Linked DNA regions of Mus musculus: all the other regions are linked to region 1. A link is a loop called in an ENCODE intact Hi-C map of the cell type or tissue named here. Cell type or tissue: heart. All regions are shown on one strand. Region 1 has its middle 6.5 kb from the start of Gm41556. Region 2 overlaps Cpne5 (copine V). Region 3 holds the start of Fgd2 (FYVE, RhoGEF and PH domain containing 2).

Evidence for each region. A loop is a pair of places that touch in the nucleus more often than their neighbours do. Peaks named below come from ENCODE experiments on the same cell type or tissue, not always from the same donor. Only the 100,000 strongest peaks of a DNase experiment are listed, where the experiment ranks them.
Region 2: a loop joins it to region 1, with 7 times the contacts of the local background. A loop is called at or near these places in 39 of 42 quality-filtered maps.
Region 3: a loop joins it to region 1, with 2.0 times the contacts of the local background. A loop is called at or near these places in 3 of 42 quality-filtered maps.

The regions. Positions count from the first base shown.
Region 1 is chr17:29,045,866-29,053,865 of GRCm38, forward strand. No RefSeq gene overlaps it. Among named protein-coding and RNA genes, the nearest start is that of Gm41556, 6.5 kb to the right of the region's middle. In heart, a CTCF peak has its summit at 3,482 (motif pointing right); DNase peaks (open chromatin) are centred at 426, 3,076, 3,426, 5,166 and 1 weaker place; H3K4me3 peaks cover 612 bases; H3K27ac peaks cover 969 bases.
Region 2 is chr17:29,167,690-29,175,689 of GRCm38, forward strand. It overlaps Cpne5 (copine V), which reads right to left. Exons shown (of 21, transcript NM_153166.2): 12 at 5,636-5,711; 13 at 1,716-1,769. Among named protein-coding and RNA genes, the nearest start is that of Rab44, 58 kb to the left of the region's middle. In heart, a CTCF peak has its summit at 1,693; DNase peaks (open chromatin) are centred at 3,652, 4,612 and 5,664; H3K27ac peaks cover 781 bases.
Region 3 is chr17:29,356,768-29,364,767 of GRCm38, forward strand. Fgd2 (FYVE, RhoGEF and PH domain containing 2) reads left to right here and starts at 4,147. Exons shown (of 16, transcript NM_013710.4): 1 at 4,147-4,390; 2 at 6,944-7,175. The coding sequence starts at 4,326. In heart, a CTCF peak has its summit at 4,368; DNase peaks (open chromatin) are centred at 4,164, 5,394 and 5,604; H3K4me3 peaks cover 641 bases; H3K27ac peaks cover 1,309 bases.

The DNA.
Region 1 (8,000 bases):
GTGCCACCTGTAGCTGTCAGAACAGGGTGTCAGATCCCTTGAAACTAGTTGTTCTTAAGACAGTAAACCCAGGTGCTCAGTAAGAGCAGAGAGCACTTTTAACTCCTGAGGCAATGGATCATCTATAGCCCCGAAGCCGCGCGTGAGATGATTCCTTGTGCTACCCACATCTCAGGATTTAGAAAATAAGCTAAGACTCAGGGAAGGTGAGGGACTGGGCTGATAAATTACAGCTCGGTCACCTCGCCAATCAACCCTTCACCCTGAGAGGGTGCTGGCAATATGCCAGCCGCCCTGGCAGATAAAGCCTCAGACAGATGGCAAACAGAGCTTGCCCCAAGGAGTCAACACAGGTCTGATTTAACCTGTGGTTTGTGCTTGTCCCTGCCCCCAGGGCTGCCTGCTCGTGTTCTGCTTTTGTCACCACCCCACTCCTGTGGCCAGGTTGGCACTCTGTTAATAGTAACCAACACGAGGCTCCTGTGAGCACAGGACCTGACTGCAGGCACGCACAGCACTGCCCCACCAAAGTTCCAGGGTCAAGGTGGAGCCTGCACAGGGTTGAGCACAGCATTGCCAGGCCTGGCCCTTGTTGGCAGTAGACTCCCTCCAACACGTGTTGGCTCTGAGGCATAGTAGAGCAGGTGGGCTGCCCACCCCAAGGATTTTACAAGCACCGTCTGCATCCATTTTAGTGACAGGGTTTCTCTGTAGCCCTGCGTGTCCTGGTATTCAAAAAGAGATCTACCTGTTTCTGATTCCTGGGTGCCAGGGACCAAAGGCACCACCACCATCCAGTCTTTTATTTAAAAAAAAAAAAACATATTTGAGAAAGTTTTTTTTTTTTTAAGATTTAGTTATTTTTATTATATGTAAGTACACTGTAGCTGCCTTCAAACACTCCAGAAGTCAGATCTCATTACGGATGGTTGTGAGCCACCATGTGGTTGCTGGGATTTGAACTTCGGACCTTTGGAAGAGCAGTCGGGTGCTCTTACCAACTGAGCCATCTCACCAGCCGGAAAAAAGTATTAGTTTGTACAGGTGTTTTGCCTGTGTGTGTCTGTGTGCTGGTGCCTACAGAAGCCAGAAGAGGATGTTGGATCCCCTAGAACTGGAGTTACATATGGCGCCACCATTTGGGTACTGGAGATCAGACAAATACTGGTTAGTTGTGTTGTAGAGGATAATGAATAGGTGAGGGACAAATGCTACACCTGTAGAGGTCAGTCCAACACTGGGGACCAGACTCAGGTGGTCAGACCTGGGCCAGCAAGCATATTTACCTGCTGAGCCATCTCACTGGTCTACACCCCCCACGCATACTTTTTTTTTTTTTTTTTTTTTTTTTGGTACAGGGTCTTTTTATGTAGCCCAGGCTAGCCTTGACTTTATGTAAACCTTGAACTTGACAGTGAGCCTTCTGCCATTGTCTCCTGACTGAGAGTCTAGATATATAGGCCATGTCTGGTTATTTATTTACTTTGAATCTTTCTTTGAGACGGGGTCTAGTTAATGTAGTCCAAGTGGTCTTTTGAACTACAGGCTCTTCTACTAGAGCTTCCTGCTTGCAGAGATTACAGCTTGTGCCACCTTGCCACCATTCAGAGATGGTTTTGAGTGTCAAGGATAATTTGAGGTAGAAGGTTTTTTGTTTAACCCTTTCTTACCAGCACAGGAATCAGGAGGTGAAGACTAGTTAATCCTGACAAGCCTGGTGGGGCTGAGCTGAGCAGCCACCAACTCAGGGTACCTGAGGCCCATCACCTTGAGTGTGTATGGCCTAGGGAATACAGGTCAGCCACAAAACATAGTTACTTCCAATATTAAAACAGAGCCAGCAAATTACCACCTTCTAGACTATGAGATGACCCAGTTCCTAACACATTAGCATTCAAGGTGCTCTACCAACGTGGCTTGGTAGAGTGCTTGCTTAGCATGCATGAGGCCTTAGGTATCATCCCTGGCATCACATGAGACCAGGCATGATGGTACATACTTATAATACCAGTGCTTGGGAGTTAGAAGCAATGGGGTCAGAAGTGCAAGGTGTTTTAAAAAAGCAAACAAGAAAGATGGTAGTGGTTGCACACCTTTAATCCCAGCACTCAGTGGCAGAGGCAGACAGATCTAGAGAGTCCCAGGATAGCCAGGGTTACATAGAGAAAGGGAGAGAGGAGAGGAAACAAAGGAAAGCAGAGAGATGGCTCGGTGGTTAAGAATGCTTCTTGCTCTTGAAAAGGACCTGAGTTCAGCTCCCAGCACCCATGTCAGGAGGTTCACAACTGCTTTGTAACTAACTTCAGGGGTCTGATGCCCTCTTATGGCCTTTGAGGGACACACACACAAGATAAATCTTAATAATCTCAATAAGCGTTCTTAGCTATGTAGGGAATGTAAGGCCAGCCTACAGGGCAGGGAAGAGTGCTGTATGGCAATTCATGCCTACAAAACACAGGGCATGACAACATGCACACAAAGGGTCTACCTTAATGGCTGCCCATGAGGCAGGGGATCACAGGGACCTCCTGGAAGAGACAAAAAAATATGCAAAACAGGAGGTGAAAATAGAAACCACTGCCTGGTGATAGAATTAAGTCACCCACTTAGTATTAAAAAGTTAATAATAAAATTTGGGGGCTGGAGAAATGGCTCAGTGGTTAAGAGTACTGACTGCTCTTCCAGAGGCCCTGAGTTCAATTCCCAGCAACCACATGGTGGCTCACAACCATCTGTATGCCTTCTTCTGGTGCGTCTGAACAGAGTGACAGTGTACTCACATTAAATAAATCTTTAGAAAATAATCATAAAATACGAGCACAATCAGAGATGGCTCAGGGGTTAAGAGCATTGGCTGCTCTTCCAGAGGACCCAGGTTCAATTCCCAGGACCCACTCTGCAGCTCACAGCCCTCTTCTTAGCCTCTAGGGGCATACATGATGCATGCCATACATAAAACACCCAGACGAATAAGACCAACAGGGAAAGGAAGCAGGATGGCTCTGGGCTCAACAGTGATACATAGTAGGTGCCTCACCACAGTGTGGGGCTCAGAAGAGCTTTCTGGGAGGACGGGGATCATTAGACACACCCACTCCTGTCAGTGCCAGGATTCGTGCCCCGGGCCAACCTCCAAGACCTGACAGAAGATGTTAAGGGTGGCTTGGAGAGTAGAGGTCACAGTCACTACTTTGGGGTCTTCATCACTGTTAGTTCACGAAACCCATCAGGATGCCAGGACATTGCCACCAACCATCACTGTAACTGATGACAGTGGCCTGGGTCATTATGGGCACCAGCCAAACGCTGATTTCCAAGGTTCCACTGCTGTTTCCTATGCCAATGGAATGTACCTATAAAACGGCAGTCACGGGTCTTGGTGGCATATGGTGGTGGGGGGTGTGGGGAGTAGGAGCCTGTCTAACCAGCTGGCCACCGCCCCGCCCTGGGCACAGAGTCTGTAGTTCCGCCTCAGATCACAAGGTGGCAGCAGCTAACAGTTCCAGACAAGCAAGGGATCCCAAAAAGGCCTTCAAAAACAGCTATTCCATTTTATTATGTTTCGTTTGTTCTATATTTTATTTGAAAGAGGGTCTATAAACTAAGAATAACCTTAAACGTTTTTCTCTTTTTTTTTTTTTTTTTTTTTTAAATTTGAGAGCTCTCTATATAGCCCTGGTTGTCCTGGGTCTTGCTATGTAGGCCAGGCTGGCTGTGAAGTCACAAAGATCTGTCTACTTGTACTGATTGTGTGTGTGAGTGTGTGCATGTGCATGCACTCATGCTTGCCCGTGCAGCTAAGTGGCCTTAAGTGTGAGGCGTGGAGGTGGTTCTCTTCACCTGGTGTGGGTTTTGGGGATTGAACTCTGGCCATCAGGTTTTCAAAGCAAAAGAGGCAAGGGTCTTATCTCCCTAAGTCATCTTTTGCCCTAGAAGGTGAATCTTTCTCTATACTTGTTGGCCCCTCCCATTCACTATCATAGAGACGTTTATGTGTATGTGTGTGTGGGTGCTCGAGTGCGTGTGCTCACTTGTGTGCATGCTTGAACACGCACGCATGTCCTCTTGAGTACATGCAGGTAAGGTGTGACTATAGGCGTGTGTGTAAAGCCATAGTGTAATGTGTGACTGTTTCTGTAGCTGGCAGTGTGTGAGGTGTACCCTTGTGACTAAGTCTGGGTAAAAGTGATGTAACTGTGTGTGAGACTATGTGGGCGACTGGCTATACGGGATGTGCCCCTATCATTGAATGTGGATGATGGCCACTGGATGACTGTGGGGTGGAGGGTGGGGATCAGCAGGCTCAGGTGTCGCCAGAGAGGCGGGAGGAAACTATAAACCTGGGCAATGGCCCCTTATCAGCGAGTCCTTCTGCTGGGTCCACAAGGGCAGAGGGCAAAGTCCATGCAGATAAGAGTGCTGGGCGCCAGAGGTATTTAGGAAGAGGAGGTGGGGTCCTACACTTGGAGTCCAGGGGAAAGAAAGAGCCCATGCTAAGTTCCATGAAGCTCCTAGATCTGGGATGGAGCAACACTGAGTGCTCAAACAGCCTGATCATCTCTTATACAGTGGGCAGGAGAAACGACCCTCCCAGGCTCAGCTTCTCCACCTGTCTTATGGTAGAAGGCTGTGGTCACCTTTATAGACCCTGCATATAGACTGGAGAAGACTCTGCTTTAACACACTCAGAAGCGTCCTACGAAGGGACCGGTGCTCATGAGGCATTGTGGACGAGAGAGACTGGGAGAGGAGCCCACACAGAGCCCGGCAACAGCACTGCTAGCTATAGCTGTTATTTTTCAGTCCTCTGCCACCCCAGCCTTCCAGGGACCACTGCCCTCTGGCTAGCACAAACCCTGGCTATCCCAGGGTGTGGGTGTCTGAAAGCACCAGCCAGCCTGAGGGGCTGCCATTGTGGTGACCTTGGAGACCAACCCTAGCCAGCTTCTGCCAGGGCTTCTGGCAGCTGAGCACCCCAGTTCTCTTAAAAAAACTCCATCTCGAGGAGTTTCTCCAGTTTCTCCTTTTGTTGGGAACGGGGCCGGGGAGGCTTGGGTGTCATTAGGGATTATTTTCAAACTACCGCCTTCCATCAGGTGCTGGCTAGAGTCTACTGGTCACCATGGAATTTCTTTTTTTAGTGTGTCAACAGCCGGGTTGTAGGCAGCTGTCCCCCAGCCAGGGCGGGAAGCCGCCTGTTACCCCGAACTGCCCGGCTCGGATTTCCTGGGCAGACACTTGCCTGCCTTTCATCTCACAGTCACGGAGCCCGGAAAGTGACTTCGAGACCACACGTCTTGTTGTGTCTAGTTATTCTGATGGCTTCACCTGGGAAGCCCTTTCCAAACATCAAAACCACACAAGAAGAGGGCATTTGGGTGGCTGGAGAACCTCTTCACCCGGGCTGCCCCTCGGAGGTGGTGGGCACAAAGTGCCAAGTCAGAGAGGAAGCTGAGAAAGCATTAAAATTCCCATCACAAGCTAATGTGTGTCTCAGAGCTAGAGCTGGTCCTGAAGCCCAGGAAGCAGGGAGGGGGTGGAGGAGGGAGTTAGAATTGAAAGCTCTGAAGGAACCTGGCCCTTTAAGAGAGGAGAGTGTGTGTGTGTGTGAGTGTGTGTATTTATGTGTGTGTGTGTGCATGTATGTATGTATGTGTGTGTTGATGTGAGTGTGTGAATGTGTGTGGGTGTATATACATGTGTTTATGTGGTTGTGTGAATGTGTGAGTGTGAATGTGTGTGTGTATGTATTCACATATATGGGAATGTGTGTATGTGAATAGGTAAGTGTGAGTATATGGGAATGTATGTATGTATATGTGCATATTTGTGTGAGTGTGTGTATGTGTATATGTGTGAATGTGTATATGTATGTATGTGTATGTATGTATATGTAAAAGTACATACATACACGTGTATGTGAATGAGTATGTATATGTGTGTATGACTGTATGTGTGTATATGAATGTGTATGTGAGTGTGCATATAAGTGTGAGTGTATACATGTGTGAATGTGTGTATGTGAATATGTGTATTTATGTATGTGTGTATATTTGTGTAGGAGTGTGTATGTGTGTACATGTACGTACATGTGAATGTATGTATGTGTATGTGACAGTGTGTATGAGTGTATGTGAGTATGTGTGTGCGTGTGTATGTTGGATGCCTAGGTGTGTTAGGAGAGCAGTTGCCCTGAACAGATCATAGAATGGAGAAATTCAGCGTGTTTATTCAGCATCTTTTATATGCCGTGTACATTCCAGCCACTGAAGTCGGTGAGTGAGATGGAATCCTTCAGTGGGACTGTGAAATGGGAAGAGATGGGCTGGTGAGAGGGCTCAGTGAGGAAAGGCACTTGCCACCAAGCTTGATGACCTGAGTTTGAACCCTAGAACTCAGCCAGTAGAAGGAGAGAGTGTACTCCTGCATCTGTCCTTTGATCACAAATGCATGCACACGCACATGTATACACAATAAAATGTAATACTGTTTTTTAAAATAGTAGTTACATAGTGAGACCTTACCTTAAAAAAGGCGGTGGGGGGGGCTGGGCTGCTCTTTGGTTAAGAGCCCTAGCAGAGGACTCAGGTCTAGCTCCCTCTTCCGATCTTTAAGGCTCCAGGCACAAACCTGGTGCACACCTGGACTTGTGGGTAAAACACTCACACTTTAAACAAAACAGGGGCTGGAGAGATGGCTCAGGTGGTTAAGAGCACTGACTGCTCTCCAGAGGTCCTGAGTTTGATTCCCAGCAACCACATGGCTCAGATGATCCGATCTGGAGTGTCTGAAGACAGCTACTGTGTACTCAGATACATAAAATAAACAATTCTTTTTTGTTTTTTTTTGAGACAGGGTTTCTCTGTGTAGCCCTGGCTGTCCTAGAACTCACTCTGTAGACCAGGCTGGCCTCGAACTCAGAAATCCGCCTGCCTCTGCCTCCCAAGTGCTGGGATTAAAGGTGCGCGCCACCACGCCCGGCTAATAATTCTTTTAAAAATAAAACAATGAATCTAAAAAATAAAAAGGGTTCATGACTCCAGATACCATTTTTGTTTCTCCGTTTTGGGAACCAAACCTAGGTCCTCCAGCACTGGCAGTCAGCGTGAACTCTTATTGGGCGATACCCTTACCCAAGGCACTGTTTTCTTACTCACTCCACCCTCAGCACATAACTTAAGGTAATGTGTCCTTATTATCCCCAACCTGTAGGGGCAGGAGAGAAGGCTTGGAGTAGCGGAGGGAGAATTCGAACCCAGAGTCTTGGGTTTGTGCTCAGTGTTCTTCTGTTTCTGAGCCTTCAAGAGAGCAGGGTGGGTCTGGCGGGCTGACAGAGGGAGCAGGGAGTGTCTTTGGAAGATTAATCTTGGGATGGCATCTGGGGTTTGTTTGGGAGACAGATGGCTTTGGAGACAAGAGGCCTTATGGGACAGAGACAGGTGTGAAAGATGGGGCAGAAGGACGGTCCTCAGGCCATGTCCTGGCTGGAACTGGCAAGCTTAGGCAGAATCCTTCTTCTTTGGTGGAAGAGTGAGAGCTCCTATCTCCCTGCAAAGCGCTCTTCTTACAGAACTATAATTCAGAATGAGTACAGAGCCGAGGACGCCAGACTCAGCCAGAGGACGTGGTAGCCCTTTTGCAAGATGTCTGACCTCTGACTTTCTCCACCCCCAGCCAAACCCAAACTTGGTAGATTTTGTTTTGTTTTTTAAGAATTCTTCTTATCTGGCTGGAGAGACTGCTTAACAGGTAAGACCACCGGCTGCTCTCCCCGAAGGCCCAGGATCTCTCCCAGCACCCACAATGGCACCTCACAATGCTCTGATTCCAGTCCCAGTGGATTAAAATCTGAGATCTCCCTGCCTCTGCCTCCTGAGCACTGGGAATAAAGGACTTGGGCCACCGCCACTATCCAGCTTATAGTTGACTCTAAGCTGGCTCTGCCTTCAGACACACATGGCAGGGACGGAGGTGCTTCCATGACTGGGGAGCAGTATCAA
Region 2 (8,000 bases), 120 kb after region 1:
AGCACCTGAGAGGCCACTGAACCTCCTCCCAGGGGTGGTGGCTCAGCCAACCAGAAAGAGCTGCAGCAACAGCCCAGGTGGAGCCTCTGAAGAAGACACCAGAGTTTCTCACCCTGTCCAGCTGCCCAGCCCCAACGCTGGCCAGTGCGAGCTTCTGAGTCTTCAGGTCTGAGCAATGGATCTTTGGGGAACTTTGTTTAACTCTTCCCATGAGTGCCCCCGCAGCAGGGATGGCCCCACCCCACCCCAGGCCCTGGGAGGCCTGTGCTGTTCCTAGCTCCGTGTGGGGCCTGGAATAGATCCCTTCTCTTCATTGCTAGGAAGGCTGGTCAAAAGGAATGGTTTCGAGACCTTTTTCATTTTGGTTGCACATCTAAAGAACTGCCATTCTGGGGAGGTCCTGCCTCCTCTGGGGCACTTAGGATGTGTGTTTGGGGTGGGGGGGGGGGAATTACCCAGGTCTAATGGCAAAGACTGGGCGTGCTTCTATTGTGAATGGGGAAGGCCTGTGAGCACAGGGCACTGCCCAAACAAATGCTGTTTCTACCTGGGGGACACTGCAGTCAGGGACATCAGCGCATCCAAGTCCCCGAGTGTGAAGAAGCCCCACACAGAAGAGTCTTGATTGGAAGGAGCGGTACACAGGAGAGTCTTGGTTCATTTCTCCCACACATGAGCGGAGTATGGGACAATCAGAGGCCTACCTTCCATAGGTCTGTCACCACCCCCAGTGCTGGCTCCATTTTACATGTGGGGTTGCTCCAAGGAGGATGGGATTCGGGGAGAGAACTCTTCTGAGCCTAGTGACTACATTACCTGACAGAGACATCTCTCTCAGGAATAAGGGTCAGAGGAGGGAAAGAGGGCACAAACCCAGGTACATTTGCATAGCAAATATACGGACCCATTCTAGAATAGACAACAGAGAAAGCCCAGATCTCTCATGTTGAACATGGGAACAGAGAGCTCCGTGCAGTGTGGTCATGCAGCATGGCTCACCAGAACAAGGTGGCCCTCCTCCCGGCCCCAGGGCTTCTCCAACACCAGTAACCACATCTACAGCTGCCCCCAGGGCCTTTGCATATGCTGTTTTTGAGGGCTGGGTCCCTTTATTCTGTATTTATTCTGTATTCTATATTTATTATGTATTCTCAATATCTGATCCATTCTGTTTCACCTTCCCCCACAGCTCTTGAAATCATTTCACTGATGTGTGTGCAGGTACTAAAGAACCCTCTGCCTCCCCTGTTATAAGCACCAGGGACCTGGGTCTTCCGTTTCCTGCCTGTGTCATTTGCCCGTATGGTTCTGCTGAGAGCCCAGCACATATTTGCTGAATGTTAGAATGTCCAGCCCACCAGCCCTCACAAATCAAGGACCAAAGTGGTCTCTGGTGGTAACAGTTACTCAGCGGCAGTGCCTGCTGCTGCCCACGCAGGATGAAAGGTGGAGTTGACTCCTGCATGACTCTTCGCTGTCTAACCTTGACTGAGTCACTTCCCTGCTCCTCTCCATGATAGTGGATGCCAGTGTGGCCTCTCACAGTGCCCAGTTCCTGGGGATTCCCCACATGCACACCCGCTTTTCCTTCCTGCAGAGATTCCCTGAGGCTGATGGTTCTCTGCTACCCACTCACCTAGATGGGACCCCTGCCCTTCAGCCTGGCTTTTGGCTCAGGGCAATGCCCCTCCATTGCGACAGGGGGCGCTACTCACCGTGCCAGAATTCACGTATTTCTTTTTCTTCATTTTCTTTTTTGGATTTATCACCTGTAGGGAAAAGTAACCACTGTTTGAAAGCAGTCGGGACAGTTTCGGGGCTCCCAGCAGACCTGGGTGTGGCTTGGGCATCAGCCCAGCAGGGTACGGGTGTGACCGCAGCTTGGGAAGGGCTTTGCCAGGCTTTGTGAGATGCTGGCACTTGGGCATCCTCATTAACCCTGAGTCCCAGTATCCATCACACTGAGACAGTTTCTTTAGCTTTGTCTCCCAATACCCTTAAACCTGCCAGAGCAACCAGGTGTTGCAAGACAACTCTGCCCACGCCTGCCTGTGCTGGCTGGGCCGCTCTTTTACCCCCTACACATTTGCAGTCCTGCCTTCCCCATTCTCCTTGGGGCTCCCACTCAGGGGTGCCCTGAGCCTATGAGCCTGGCTCTGGGCCACCCTGACCCACAGTAGGAAGCTTCCAAACCAAACCTGCTCGTCCCATGACAAGGCTCCGCACAGTAGGCTCTGTAAAGACTCAGGATGTCTCTGTCCCCCCACTAGTGACAACAGTGGGTGACACCCTTCACCCCTGACATCTAGTAAAGTCTGTAGGTGGTTGTCACCACTCGGGGAGCGGGTGGGAGGTCAAGACGCTGCCTCAGAGCAGTGACCCAGCTGTAGTTGTGGTTACTGGTGTTGGAGAAGCCCTGGGGCTGGGAGGAGGGCCACCTTGTCCTGGTGAGCCATGCTGCACGGAGCTCTCTGTTCCCAGGCTCAACACGAGAGATCTGGGCTTTCTCTGGTGTGCAATCAACAGAGCCAGGCTGTTCTCAAACTCTTATCCCCTCTCCCACATGGCATATCCCACGTGCCTCTCTTGGGGATCTTTCCTATGTCTTTTTATTTGTTGTTTTTTCAAGACGGCATTCCCTACATAGCTCTGGCTGGCCTGGAACTTGCTCTGTAGACCAGGCTGGCCTTGAACTCGGAGATCCACCATCTGCCTCTGCCTCTCAAGTGCTAGGATTAAAGGCGTGCGCCACCAGCTTCCTGTCTTCCCTCCCTATGTCTTTAACTGCAGTTTCTTCGGTCTAACAAGGATTGATGCCCACTTCAGAGACGAAGGGAACCAGGACACAGAGATGCCAGGCGATTTGCTTAAGTCACACAGCCATCTGGGTAGACACAGGAAGAGAAACCTGTCTCCAGGCCAGCGGTGCATACGTACAGAGCTGTCACCCGTGATGGATGAGTGACAAGTTCAAATGGGAGGGCTGGCATCATGCTCAGGTGGGGACTGAGGCTGGGTCTGAGATGCTGAACATCCTAGAAGTGCCTCTCTAGCCATGGGGCAGCCTTCTCTAATACCACCTGGCTGCCAGGCAGAAGGGCAGAGTTGCAGACTCAACATTAATGTTTACCCAGCTGAGCTTATTCGGGGTTTGGAACAAAATGTACCTCCGACCCCTGCTTCACGGTTCCCTGCAGCAGAGTGGAGCGAGCAGAACACGGTTTAGGGGTGTAGATTTCTTTATAGTACCTCTTAGACTCATTTTGGTTTGCTTTCTATTGTTGAGACAGGGGTCTCACCGTGTAGTCTAGGCTGGCCTTGAGGTCACATTCCCCTGCTTCTGCTTTCTGAGTGGTGGGGACCACAGATACACACAACCGTGCCTGACACATTTCTTTGAAGCCTTTGGCATTATCTTTAAATTAACGTGTAGTCAGTCACACTTCCGCTCTCTGAACCTACTCTTTTTTTTTTTTTTTTATGTTAAAGCAACCGTTGGCGTCAGATCTGAGCGAAGTGGACAGTGAGTTAGCACCCTGTCTGCTCTGAGCTCTCCTGGGATTTCCTAGAACCTCCCTCATCCTAGCCTCTCTAGCTACAAGTGACTGTCAGGCTTCACACAGGGCCACAGCACCCCCTAGGGACGCTACAAGGAACTGGCCCGCTCCACTAGGCGGCTACCTTTCCCCATGTCTGAAATCTGGTTTCCTGTGCACCAGGCTGCTGGGAATGCAGAATGAACCGGCCCACCTCTGAGGGTCTCATGGTCATGGAAAGGCCCCAGGCACAACCTCGGGAAGAAGAGTGTGCCTGTAGAGACTTGCAAAGGTGATGACTTCCTTGAGGGGACATTTGAGAAAGCCTCTGGGGACCATATTGATCAGAAGTGGGACCATATTGACTCAGTAGAGTCCTTGGGGAGGCAGCAGCTTCAGTGCTCGGGGCCCAGACAGACATGAGCCGTGCCTCTCTTCACAGAAGGAGCACACTCCCCTCTGTAGGCCCGTGGGGCTCAGGTGTGGTGACAATGGGGTCAGGTTAATACTCAGTGCCAGCTTAAGTGGAGATCTGCCTTAACATTAGAGAGTGGGGGTGTGGGGTGAAGTTCATTTCAAGGCAACACGGAGCCACACCCAGAGCATTCTGGTCACTGTGGAGGTTAGAAGAGACTAGAATCCTATTGCAAAGCCCCACACCCTGCAGAGGATGGTGGGAGCTCAGGAGGTGGGGGGGGGGTGTGCTGTTGGGGATCACTGGAGGGGTTGGAGACTGGAGGCTTGTCTGGGGCTGTCAGAAGGACAGTAGGACTTGAAGAGGCTCAGCGTCTGAGTGATTCTTTAGCAGAGGCTGGGTCCCAGGAACAGCTGCTTTAAAAGTGTGTCCCGCCAGGGTGGCTTCAGGGTTGGAGGTGGGGTGTTGACTGGTGAGGACCTTTTTCACACTCCTGACTCTAGCAAGGGCTTCCTGGGCCCACTTGGCCTCCTGGTGACACCCCTTGGGTCCAAAGCTGCCCCCCCGGGGGTGGGGGCGGGGCGCCAGAAACGGAGGTGGTTTTCCCCTGGCTCAGGCAGCTCGTATCTTGTTGATTGCAAAGAGGCTGTCTGAGGAAACGGAAGGAAACCGGCCGCCCCATCTGTGCAGCTTCCGATTTCCATTTCACCCAAGACTTCACAGCCACTGGAAGCCAAACCCCAAGAGAGATAACTGCTCCACCCACTTCCCAAAGAAAGGTACAGTCTGCCTTGCCTGGGCTAGGGGACTCCTTCCCCAAAACCACTATGAAGGTCGGAAAGATAGTTCAGTGGTTAAGAGCACTGGCTACTCCTCCAGAGGACCACAAGCTTTGTCTGAAGACGTGGGGCCACTCTGGAGTTGGGACCTCAGGTCTTGGCTTGTTAGACATCTTTCCCTTCCTTCCTGGTGCTCTTCCTGTGGTGTGTGTTGGAGGTGTGTGTGTAGGGCCGGGGAATGGTGGTGTGTGTGTGGGGGAGGGGAGTGGCTATTAAATTACTTTTATAAAAATTTATTTATTTATTTTTATGTATGTGAGTACACTGTAGCTATACAGAGCTGTACAGATGGTTGTGAGCCTTCATGTGGTTGTTGGGAATTGAATTTTAGGACCTCTGCTCGCTCCAAGTCAACCCCTCTTGCTCCAGTCAGGCCTGCTGGTTCAGTTCCTGCTTTCTCTGGCCCAAAGATTTATTTATTATTATACATTATTATACACCAGAAGTGGGCGTCAGATCTCATTACGGATGGTTGTGAGCCACCCTGTGGGGGCTGGGATTTGAACTCAGGACCTTCAGAAGAGCAGTCAGTGCTCTTACCCGCTGAGCCATCTCGCCAGCCCGCACCCAGGACTTTCTTAAGGACCTATCAGAAGTGTTCTGCAAGGGGTGGAACTCAAGAACTTGGAAGTCAGATGACTTAGCGCTGTGTGTTTGTGTGGGGGTATGGTGTATGGTTGGGTGTGTGGTGTATGAGGTGTGTGGGGAGATCTGTGAAATGGAAACATGAAACCCACCTTGTGAGACAATCCGGAAATCCCTGGCCCCAACCCCTCTCAGAGCTCCTGGGTCCTTGCTGACCCAGCACCCCCATGAGGAGAGACCCCACCCCTGGAGCATCTTACCTCATAGATGTTGAACTGACTCTGGCCACGTGCCAGCTCCCGGTAGCTGGTGGTGAACTCCCCAATGAAGTCATGGCTGCAAGAGAAGATGCTGCTGAGGCTGGAGGCCCAGGGTACCGATGGATGTCGATGTCGCCCACTACAGCCTCTCCCAGACCTGCCCCGCCCCCATTCTGCCAGGGCCTCCACCCCAAGTCACAGAGTATGGGAAGGGAGCCGTGGACCAAGAAAGCCAGGCTACTTGACAGAATTCGGAGTCCCAGAGGAAGGAGCCACAGGTCTGCTTGGATTCTCATTTAAATGAGCAAGAGAAGGCATCTGGGGACAATCTCTGCAGAGGGAACGACTCTGGATGACAGTCAAGTACTGTTCAATGTCAGGTGGGATAACTGCATTGAGAGTTACGTGGCAGAAATGTGCTTATTTTTTTAGACATTTCTAATGAAATATTTAGGGGTAAATGCCACCGTGGAATCTCCTTTAAATTGCATTAGTAAAATATAGATAAGGTGATACAGTAAAATTTAACAATTGTCAAATTCAAGTGACTGGCTTAAAGGTATTCATTAGCTCCGCACTGCTGAGACAGTTTCCCCAAACAGGGCCTCACTACGTAGCCCTGGCTGTCCTGAAACATTCTAATGTAGACCAGGCTGGCCTAGAACTCCACTTGCCAATGCCTCCTGAGTGCTGGGATTAAAGGTTCATCCACTGTACCCAGCTCAATAACATTTAAAAAAATTGTTTGTTTGTTTTTTTTTTTTTTTTTGGTTTTTCGAGACAGGGTTTCTCTGTATAGCCCTGGCTGTCCTGGAACTCACTTTGTAGACCAGGCTGGCCTCGAACTCAGAAATCCGCCTGCCTCTGCCTCCCGAGTGCTGTTTATTTTATTTTTATTAATATTTTGGGCTTTCGGAGACACTGTCTTGTGCATCCCAGCTTAGTCGTGAACTTGTGTCGGCAAGGGTGGCCTTGAACTCCTGTACCTTCTGCCTCTGCTTCCGGAGCGCTGGGATGATAGACGTGACCACCATATGCCTTTCTTATTAACTTTTTCTTTCTGAGATAGCTCCCCATTGTGTTGCCCAGGTTGGCCTCAAACTCCAATCCTCCTACCTCAAACTCCCAAAGAGTCTCATATAGATAGGCACATGAAACTACAGTTGGATCTTTTCCAACCTTCCTTTGGTGCTGAAATGGAACGCCGGGACTTGAACACATTATACCAGGGCTCTGCCTCCAAGCCACATACCCAGGTCTCCCACTAATACTTCCTAAACAGGCAAGGAGAGCCAGGTGGCAGGGGTCTTTTTCCAGACTGTGTCTATATTAAACACAGGAAGAACTTGCATAAACAGCACTCCCAACAGGCCTGAGTCCTTGCTAGAACACAGTGCTTAGCACTGTAGCTCTAGCTGGGACATCCAGTTAGCTGTCCAGGTGTCCCTGGGGCCATGCCCTGTTGTGAGCCCACGGTAGCTTTTGTTTATTTTGATTTTTTTTAAAGCCATACAAAGTAATGGATTTCATTGTGAAACTTTCATATGTATAAACACTTTGGTTTGGGTGGAGGGGGAATTATTGGTGTGTGTGTGTGTGTGTGTGTGTGTGTGTGTGTGTGTGTGTGTGTGTATGGAGGTCACAAGACAACTTTACGGAGTACGTTCTCTCTGCCCACCTTCTCTGTGGGTTCCCAGGGTTGAACTCAGGTTGCCTGGCTTGTGCTGAACGCACCTTTGCCCGCTGAGCCATGTGCCAACGCTGGGAACTTATCTATTGTCAGTACAGGACGGAACCCGGGATCTCCCAAATGGTAGGCGGGAGCTCTAACCACTGAGCACACTTGCAGCCCCACACTGTGTCGACTGAGTTCTTCTGGGGATGGTAACTTATTCATTGGACCCTGTGGCACCTGGCGGGTGTCCCAAGTTGCCAGAGAAGAGAAAACTCTCAGGTGAAAGAGGTTTGTAAGGAACCGCTAGGAGAGGAGGAGGCAGAGTGGGTTAGAGGCATGGTGGAGCTGACCTGGATGGAAGGGATAGGGATGGTGGCGGTAAAGTTTAACAGAGGCAGGGTGGGCTCTGGGGAACCTTCCATGGCTTGGGCTTGGCTCAGCTATACTGGCACAGAGCCTTTTATAATAAGAGCGCCACCCTCGTCCACATCAGGCCCGGGAGATGCCAACTGTGACCACCCTTAAGCCAGGATATGTCTGGATTTGCTTCAGCCAGCAAGTAGGAGACAGGAAAGGATCCAGATTGGTGCTTAGAGAGATATGCTACTGTTCTGCCTAGAAACTGTCAGCCACATTTCCTCCTCATGGGGTACTGAGAACTGCCTCCCATAGCTCCCAAGCAGAAGTCAC
Region 3 (8,000 bases), 310 kb after region 1:
ACCTGCCCACTGGCAACGGTCACAAGTGGTCCTCTGCCCACACGTGATTGATCAACCAAGCTCCCCCAGCCCCCCAGGGCCTCCCAAAGACTAGGAGGTGAGGCCTTAGGGGGTAACAATGGAGCTGAAGCCAAAGAGAGCTTGCTGGAGATGTCGACCATCCTCCCTGGCTTGCCTGTCGTTTTGCAGGTGCGGTGTGAGGTTGACAGCTGGATTAGGACAGAAGAGGGGACACCCTGGGGAGGCAGATGCCTTCTCTGGAAGCTCACGGCCTGAGGCAGTCTTTCTGCACTGAGGGAGTGATGACTGTTCATTCTATACCATAGGCTTCTGGGGTGGGGGAGGGGCGGGGGGGCAACGAGGTACAGGGCTGGGAACATCCGTGCCCAAGCCCCGTCGCACAATGCTGAGGCAGAGGCTGAACCCTAACAAAGAGGGGTCTCCCAAGACCTGGAGTACTCAGAGGAAGTACCCTTAAGGATCAAAGTGACCCAGACTCTTCAATTTGTGACAAAAATGCTGTCACATCCCAAGGCAGGGGATTGTCTGAGGGGAATCCCCCACGCCCCCCCCACACACACACACACACTGTGAGGCAGGCCAACTCAGGAACAAGGCATGGCATGGCCGTGGAACAGACTTGTACCTGGGTGTTCTATTATTGGTTTTTGGAGATAGGCTCTCATGTAGCCCAGGCTGGCCTCAACTCACTATGTAGCCAAGGATGACCTTGAACCCCTGATCCTCCCACCTCACCTCCCAAGTACTAGGATTACCGGAATATATGTGACCCACTGAGCTTAACTTAATTAGCGTTGCTTGTGTGAGCATGAGCGAGAGCTCACTGGATGATGGGCAGCTTGTCACTGGCTACATTGTTAAAGAAAGTGACACTCTCTCCCTTAGTGACCATCAGCTGCAGGGAGTATGTCGGAGAACAGCAAAAATGCCTTTTACAAAAACATATATGTGGCTGTGTACATATGCATGTATGTATGCATGCGTACATATTCCATGGTATTCAGGTGGCAGTCAAAGGACAACATTCAGGAATCAATTCTCTCCTTCTATCACGTGGGTTCTGGGTATGGAACTCAAGGTGTCAGGCTGGGCCTCAGTATCCTGCCCTGCCCGGCCCCCACATACATTTTTTGTTAACCGCTATTGGCATTGTTCTTACTGGAGACTTAGTTCCACAGAGAGATTGTTATCAAACATCTCTTGAGATTCAATATAGTGGCAACATTGTTTTTTTGGTTTCTTTTTTGATTTTTCGAGACAGGGTTTCTTTGTGTAGCCCTGGCTGTCCTGGAACTCACTTTGTAGACCAGGGTGGCCTCGAACTCAGAAATCCGCCTGCCTCTGCCTCCCAAGTGCTGGGATTAAAGGAGCGCCACCACCGCCCTGCTTGTTTTATAGGTAGGTACACATGTATAAACATGTCAATAAAACAGTGTTACTTTGGGGCTGGTGAGATGGCTCAGTGGGTAAGAGCACCCGACTGCTCTTCCAGAGGTTCTGAGTTCAAATCCCAGCAACCACATGGTGGCTCACAACCATCTGTAACAAGATCTGACGCCCTCTTCTGGAGTGTCTGAAGACAGCTACAGTGTACATATATAATAAATAAATAAATAAATCTTAAAAAAAAAAACGAGTGTTACTTTAGTAATTGTGTAGGTATGTGTCCATTTACATGAGTGTGTGTTGATACTTAAGAGTCCCCTGGGTTTGTTTGTTTGTTTGTTTGTTTTGGTTTTTCGAGACAGGGTTTCTCTGTTGTAGCCCTGGCTGTCCTGGATCTCCCCTGGGTTTTTAAATACATACAGAAATAATGTCATTTGGCATTTGGGGTTTGCTTAATCAGGACACAGAAGGGAAATCGAAAGAGCCACACATAGGTGGGGAATGAACTCTGGTGTGGACTGAGAGGGCTCATGGGGGTGAATTATTCTATTCTGTCTACCCTCGTGTATGTTCTTCATTTTTTTATGACAAAAAGTGCAAGGGGATCTAAGGTATGTTCTTCATTTTTTTATGACAAAAAGTGCAAGGGGATCTAAGGACGATGCTCAGTTGGTAGAGAGCCTGGCCGGCTCTGCATCCTCAGCATGGCATAAAACTAGCATTGTGGGGCTGGAGAGATGGCTCAGCAGTTAAGAGCACTTGCTCCTCTTGCAGAGGCCCTGCATTTGGGATTAGTGAGACTTAGTCCTCAGGACTGGGCTGGCCTCTGGTGGCAAACACAGCTGGGGGGTGGGGGAGCTCAGAGGTGCAGGGTTGCTGGGCAGGAGGCTCCAGGCTCACAGCTACCACAGCAGAAACTCTGCCAGGCACTTTGGGCTCCAGGATGGCTCACACTTGATCCGAGGACAAAGACTAGCTTCAGTGGAGGGTCCTGGCTCAGGATCCATGGGAGAGCAATGAATGAATGGCTTTCCAGCTTGAATGAGCAGAGCAGAGGCGCTGGTCACGTGTTCTAGAAACCCTGAGTGACCAAGAGGCAGATTTCCCTAGGGTGCTGTGATCAGGGGACCCTGAGGATGGAGTGCATGGAGGTCACCCTCCAGGTTCCCTGGGTCTTTGCTGGAGTCATAGGACACTTACCTGGGCTTCAGAAATGGCAGTTCTTCCCCTGTTCTTCCTGGGTGACCTCAGTCAGGTGTCTTGACTTCCATTGGCCTCCATTTCTGATAAGGGAGCACACTGTGTAACACAGCTATGGGAGTGAAAGAGAGGAGACTTGTTAGCTCTAACCCATAGGGGCTCTCCAACCCGGGCCACTAGAGAAATATCAACATCATTAAGACAAAAGCATCCAAAGAGGTGTTGGGGACCACAGGACCCCTTCCTGCATATCCTCACAGTCTGTGGGGTTTTTTGTTTTGTTTGCCCTATTTTTCTTTTTTTTTTTTTTTCCGGACAGGGTTTCTCTGTGTAGCCCCAGCTGTCTTAAAAGTTACTCTGGAGCTGGGCGTGGTGGCGCTCGCCTTTAATCCCAGCACTTGGGAGGCAGAGACAGGTGGATTTCTGAGTTCGAGGCCAGCCTGGTCTACAAAGTGAGTTCCAGAGCAGTCAGGGCTACAGAGAAACCCTGTCTTGAAAAAAAAAAAAAAAGTTACTCTGTAGACCAAGTGGGCATCAAACTCAGAGATCTGCCTGCCTCTGCCTCCCGAGTGCTGGGACTAAAGGTGTGTGCCACCACCAGTTCAGCTTTAGATGTTTTTTTTAGGGTAGGAGTACAAGAGATACAGTGTGTGTGGGTTGGAGCCCAGAGGCAACCTGAAAGAGTCTGCATTTTGGGTGGAGAATTGGTTCAGAGGTTAAGAGAACTTAGAAAGGACCTAGGTCCCATTCCCACAACACCCTCTTCTGACCATTGTGGGTACCAGGCACGAATGTGGTATAATAGACTCACACAGGCCAAACACTCATACACATAAAAAATAAAAGTAAATAAAAAGAAAGGAAAAGTCTATTTTTTTTCCACCATGTGGGGCTCCAGGGTTAGACTCAAGCTGCCAGGCTTGGCTACAAGTACTCTTACCCCTGAACCATCTCAAAGCCCACCCCATCCGACCCCATTTTTTTTTTTGAGACAGGTCTCACGTAGCCGAATCTGGTCTTATACTCATTACGTTGTCAAGGAAGAACTTGGACTTCTCCTCTCAAGTGGGTGCCATGGGCATGTGCCATGATACCCAGTTCTACAGTGCTGAGGATAAAGCCCTGGGCTTCCCGCATGCCAAGCAAGCATTCTCTATCAGCTGAGCTACATCCCCAACCCTGTGGTCCATTTTAATTTAAAAGCTGTTTTTCCATCAGCAGTGCACAGCGCCAGATGCAAGGAAGATGCTGAGAATGGTACTAAGTAAAACATCCCTGAGCCGTCCCCTTTCCCCCCATGCAGAGAATTGGATATCCAGGAAGCTGCTCATCCCAGGATCCGGCTCCAGAAACGTCCTGTGACCACTGTTGCCACAGCCCGTGCCTTCTCTAACAGGACTGGGTAGAAGTATCTGAGAGGTAAAGGTCAGATGCCAAGAGGGCCGGGCAGTACTTCACAGGCTCCTCCCACAGCAAGGAGAGTTTGACAGGCTCCTCCCACAGTAGGGAGTGCTGGCCTCTCTTCCAAGCTACTGGGACCACTTCCTCTTTTTTCACTCTGAAGATAGGAACTGCCCCAAGGCAGTCAGAAGCGATGGGCAGATTCCAGGCTGTGGTAGACCTGCTTCACCCGCTGGCCAGGGAGTGCTGAGGGCACCAGCCTATTGCCTCCCTCCCTGCTTCTGGGGTAACTGAGGACCACCTTGCAGGCTAGCAGGATGGAGCGAGCCTGTGAGAAGCAGGACTCAGTGTGCAACCTGGTGGCTGTGTTTGAGAACAACAGGTACAGATGGTGGGGGAGGGGTCGAGCCCTTCTATCTGATCTGGTACTTTGGGGCAGCACCTGGGGTCCCTCCATCCTGGGTGCCTGGCAGTACAGGCAACCACTGCTCTTGTGGTAGTAAGCTGGACAGGGTGAGCATGGGAGATCTCCAATCCATGCACACACACATCCCACTCACACCAGGACACAAATGGGAACAGGAAGGCGGGACACAGATGGAATGTGGCTGACTGGGACAAAGCAGAGCCATGCTCACCAGGCCTCTCTCCTAAGTTCCTTTCTATACCTCAGGGCTTACTCTGATGGCCCTAGGGTGTGACTTGTTTGGTTCCCATCATAGGGAGAACAGAAGAGGGGACACAGGAACTAGCTTCTTTGAATTTTGGGGCTGTGCTGGCACTTGTGTCTGAAGGGAAAAGACAAAGCCAGGAGTGGGAGGGGTCCTGAGTGGCCTTGGAGGGGCGTGAGTGTGAGACATGAAACCGCTTTGCAGGCCTGTGGTTTGGGAGTGCCTTTGGTCCTCTGGAAGCAGATAGAGGTTGGCCTCAGGAGGCTTAGGGGGAAGCTGTGGGGACCTGAGAGACGAGGGGAGGAGGGGCAGGTGGAGGGAGGGGCTGAGCCCTGGATTGTTGTAGAGGGTTCCAGAACCCGGGTACACCACAGTGAGTCCCCATGCCTTCAGCAGCTAGATGCTGGGTAAAGCAGCACTCTTACATGAAGATAAGGAGTCTGCCACCAGAGTCCCCAGCCCTCGGGAGCCACAAGAACAAAGCTTAGTGCCTAGAGTTCTGTGGAGGATGCAGGGGTAGATTTCTACTTGTGATACAAAGTTCCGTCCTTCTGAGACACCAGGCCACAGGCTTTAGATGCCCTGGGAAGGCCTCCACGCTGTGTTGTGGGCCTGCAGGCCATGCACAGGAGGTGCCTGGGGCCTCCACGTGGAAGCCCACATTCACCCCTGCAGAAGTTTCACTTCCTGGGTGAGCAGCCTGACTCTGCCTCTCCAGGAGCTTGGCTGAGTGCATCCTATTCAGCACCTGGGACAGCTCATTCCCACCGCCCTCTTGGCCCACCACACTCATGCTGGAGGGGGCGTAGGCTCATGTAGATGCCAGCCCTTGGGCTACTGAGTGGTGTCTGGCTGCACCTTGCAGGTAGAGTAGCCATACAGAGGAGTGGGTCACTAGAAGCGTGGTCAGGAGTGTGAGAGTCAGGCTCTGAGCAAGGGGACCATGCAGGCGTCTCTCTGTGGAGCCCTTGGTGCCTAGCTGATCTGAAACTGAGGGCTAGAGAGGAAACAGGCACAGGCCTGAGTGCTTAGAAATGCAGAAGCTGAAACCAAATGTACAGGAGAAAAACCTGAGACTCAGCACCCTCTCACCCAACCCCCTCTCCCTGGCTGCAGGCCCTGAGGCCAAGGAACTCCATTTTCTATGTCTGGAATGGGCCACCTCGGTCCTTCTTCCTACACCAGGCCCTGTGACCAGGACAATCACCTCAGCTCTCTGGGTCTCTCTGTCCTTGACATCAAGAGGAAAGACAGCTTAGCATGGAGGTTTGGATGTCAGCTGCCCCTACCTGCCCCACTTTCAGGTTCCCATCCTTTCTGCCTCAGTCTCCACATCTGCAGCATGGACGCAGGGACATTCTTTCTCATCGGGTTTGGAGGCTCGGTACCTGTCTGGCCTCCGTTTCCCTGTCTGTCTTTCTCGAGGGGATGCCTACCCAGCGCTGTCACCCTGGCTATCTCCCTGCACATGCCTGGCTCTGGCAGTGTGGGTTTCTCTGGCCTACAAAGGACTGGTAAATGCTGCACAGCAAAACTGTCCTGTGAGGGCTGAACCTGGGGAACAGGGACCCTGCTCTGCAGGATGGCTTTGTCCCCTGGTAATTGTGTGAAGGCCATAGGCATCCCTGAAAAGGCCCAGTTTCAGCATCTGAGTCCCTGCTCTGAATTACTCTCTGGCGCCCACCTTCCCTTGATGTATCGGGAGAGATACAGAGATGAAAGCAAGGGGGAAGAACATAGGTGGGCGTGATCCTGAGGGAGCCCCTGAAAGATCTGTGTGCCAAAGGAGGGGTTCTCTCTAGATGTGTTTGCATTTGAAACAGGGAAGTATGTAGTTCCCCAGAGAATAAAATAGGCCATAATGACTCATTTAGGGACTGATGGAGTTCCCTCCCAGAGGACACTCAGAAGGATGCTGGTGGCACCTGGGACGTGGCTCTGTTGGTAGAGCACTTGCTTATCGTGCACAAAACCCTGCCGCCCCCCGCACCCCCCTGGCCACACCATGTAAGCCAGACGTAGTGGTTCATGCATGTGATCCTAGCACCAGAAGTCCAAGGTCGTCTTCCACTATAAAGGGGTCAAGGCTAGCCTGTGGTACTTGAGTCTCTGGCTCAAAAAAAAGGGAGGAGGAAGGGGGCTGAGGAAGATTCATAAGCTTTGACAGGTTCCTACACTGTGCCAGGCACTTGGGAACCCATGAACACCAGTGGCTCACACAGGTTACCCTGAGGAGACCCTCAAGTGTGGTCTGTTCTCAGCAGGACTCCGGGAGAAGCACCTGGATCCCATAGCCTTGAGGACCAGCCCCATAGCCCTGAACACCAGCTGTCCCTGTCCCCAGAGCCTTGGGAGGCACCCCCTGTCAAGGAGGCCTTGAAGTCTGAATTCCGGCCAGTGAGCAGGACATATCTGAGTTCCCTCAAGAACAAGTTATCGAGTGGGGCTTGGAGGAGATCCTGTCAGCCTGGGGTCAGCCCGGGGCCAGAGACACAGGTGAGGGACTCTGACTGGGGAATGGGTAGTAGGACCTCTTGGCCTTCCATCTCTTCCTCTTTCTCTCTCCTCTCCCTTTTCTTCCTCCTATTCAAGACAGGATCCTACAGTGTAGCCCAGATGGGCCTTAAACTCTCTACTTCTGTATCCCCAGAGCTGGGGTCACAGGGTCGCTCTAACTCTCCTTAAAAGGTCACCAACCACATTGATTTGTGGCCCCATCATTTTTTTAAAGATTTTTAAAAATTTTATTTTATGTATGTGAGTACACTGTAGTTGTACAGATGGTTGTGAGCCTTCATGTGTTTGTTGGGAATTGAATTTTTAGGACCTCTGCTTGCTCCAGTCAACCCTGCTCGCTCCAAGTCGGCCCTGCTTGCTCAGTCCCTGCTCATTCCGGCCCGAAGATTTATTTATTATTATACATAAGTACACTGTAGCTGTCTTCAGACACACCAGAAGAGGGCATCAGATCTCATTACAGATGGTTGTGAGCCACCATGTGGTTGCTGGGATTTGAACTCAGGACCTTTGGAAGAGTAGTCAGTGCTCTTACCCGCTGAGCCATCTCTCCAGCCTATCCTTATGATCTCATGTAACCTTGATGCTCCCCTGAGCTCTGAGGAGCCAGAGGATGGCTCAGCTGGGATGCTAGACCCTTCTCTATGTGTCTTCCCCTTTGTGTGTGTGGCCTCCTAGAGGAGGCTCCCCGCCAGGCAGCCAGGTGTCTTTCACAGTAGCCCCTTGACTCCCTGTTCCCACGAAAGCCCAGGTGGAGACCATTTAACCTGAAGACTCAGCCCTGGAGCAGGGCACCTTTCTAGG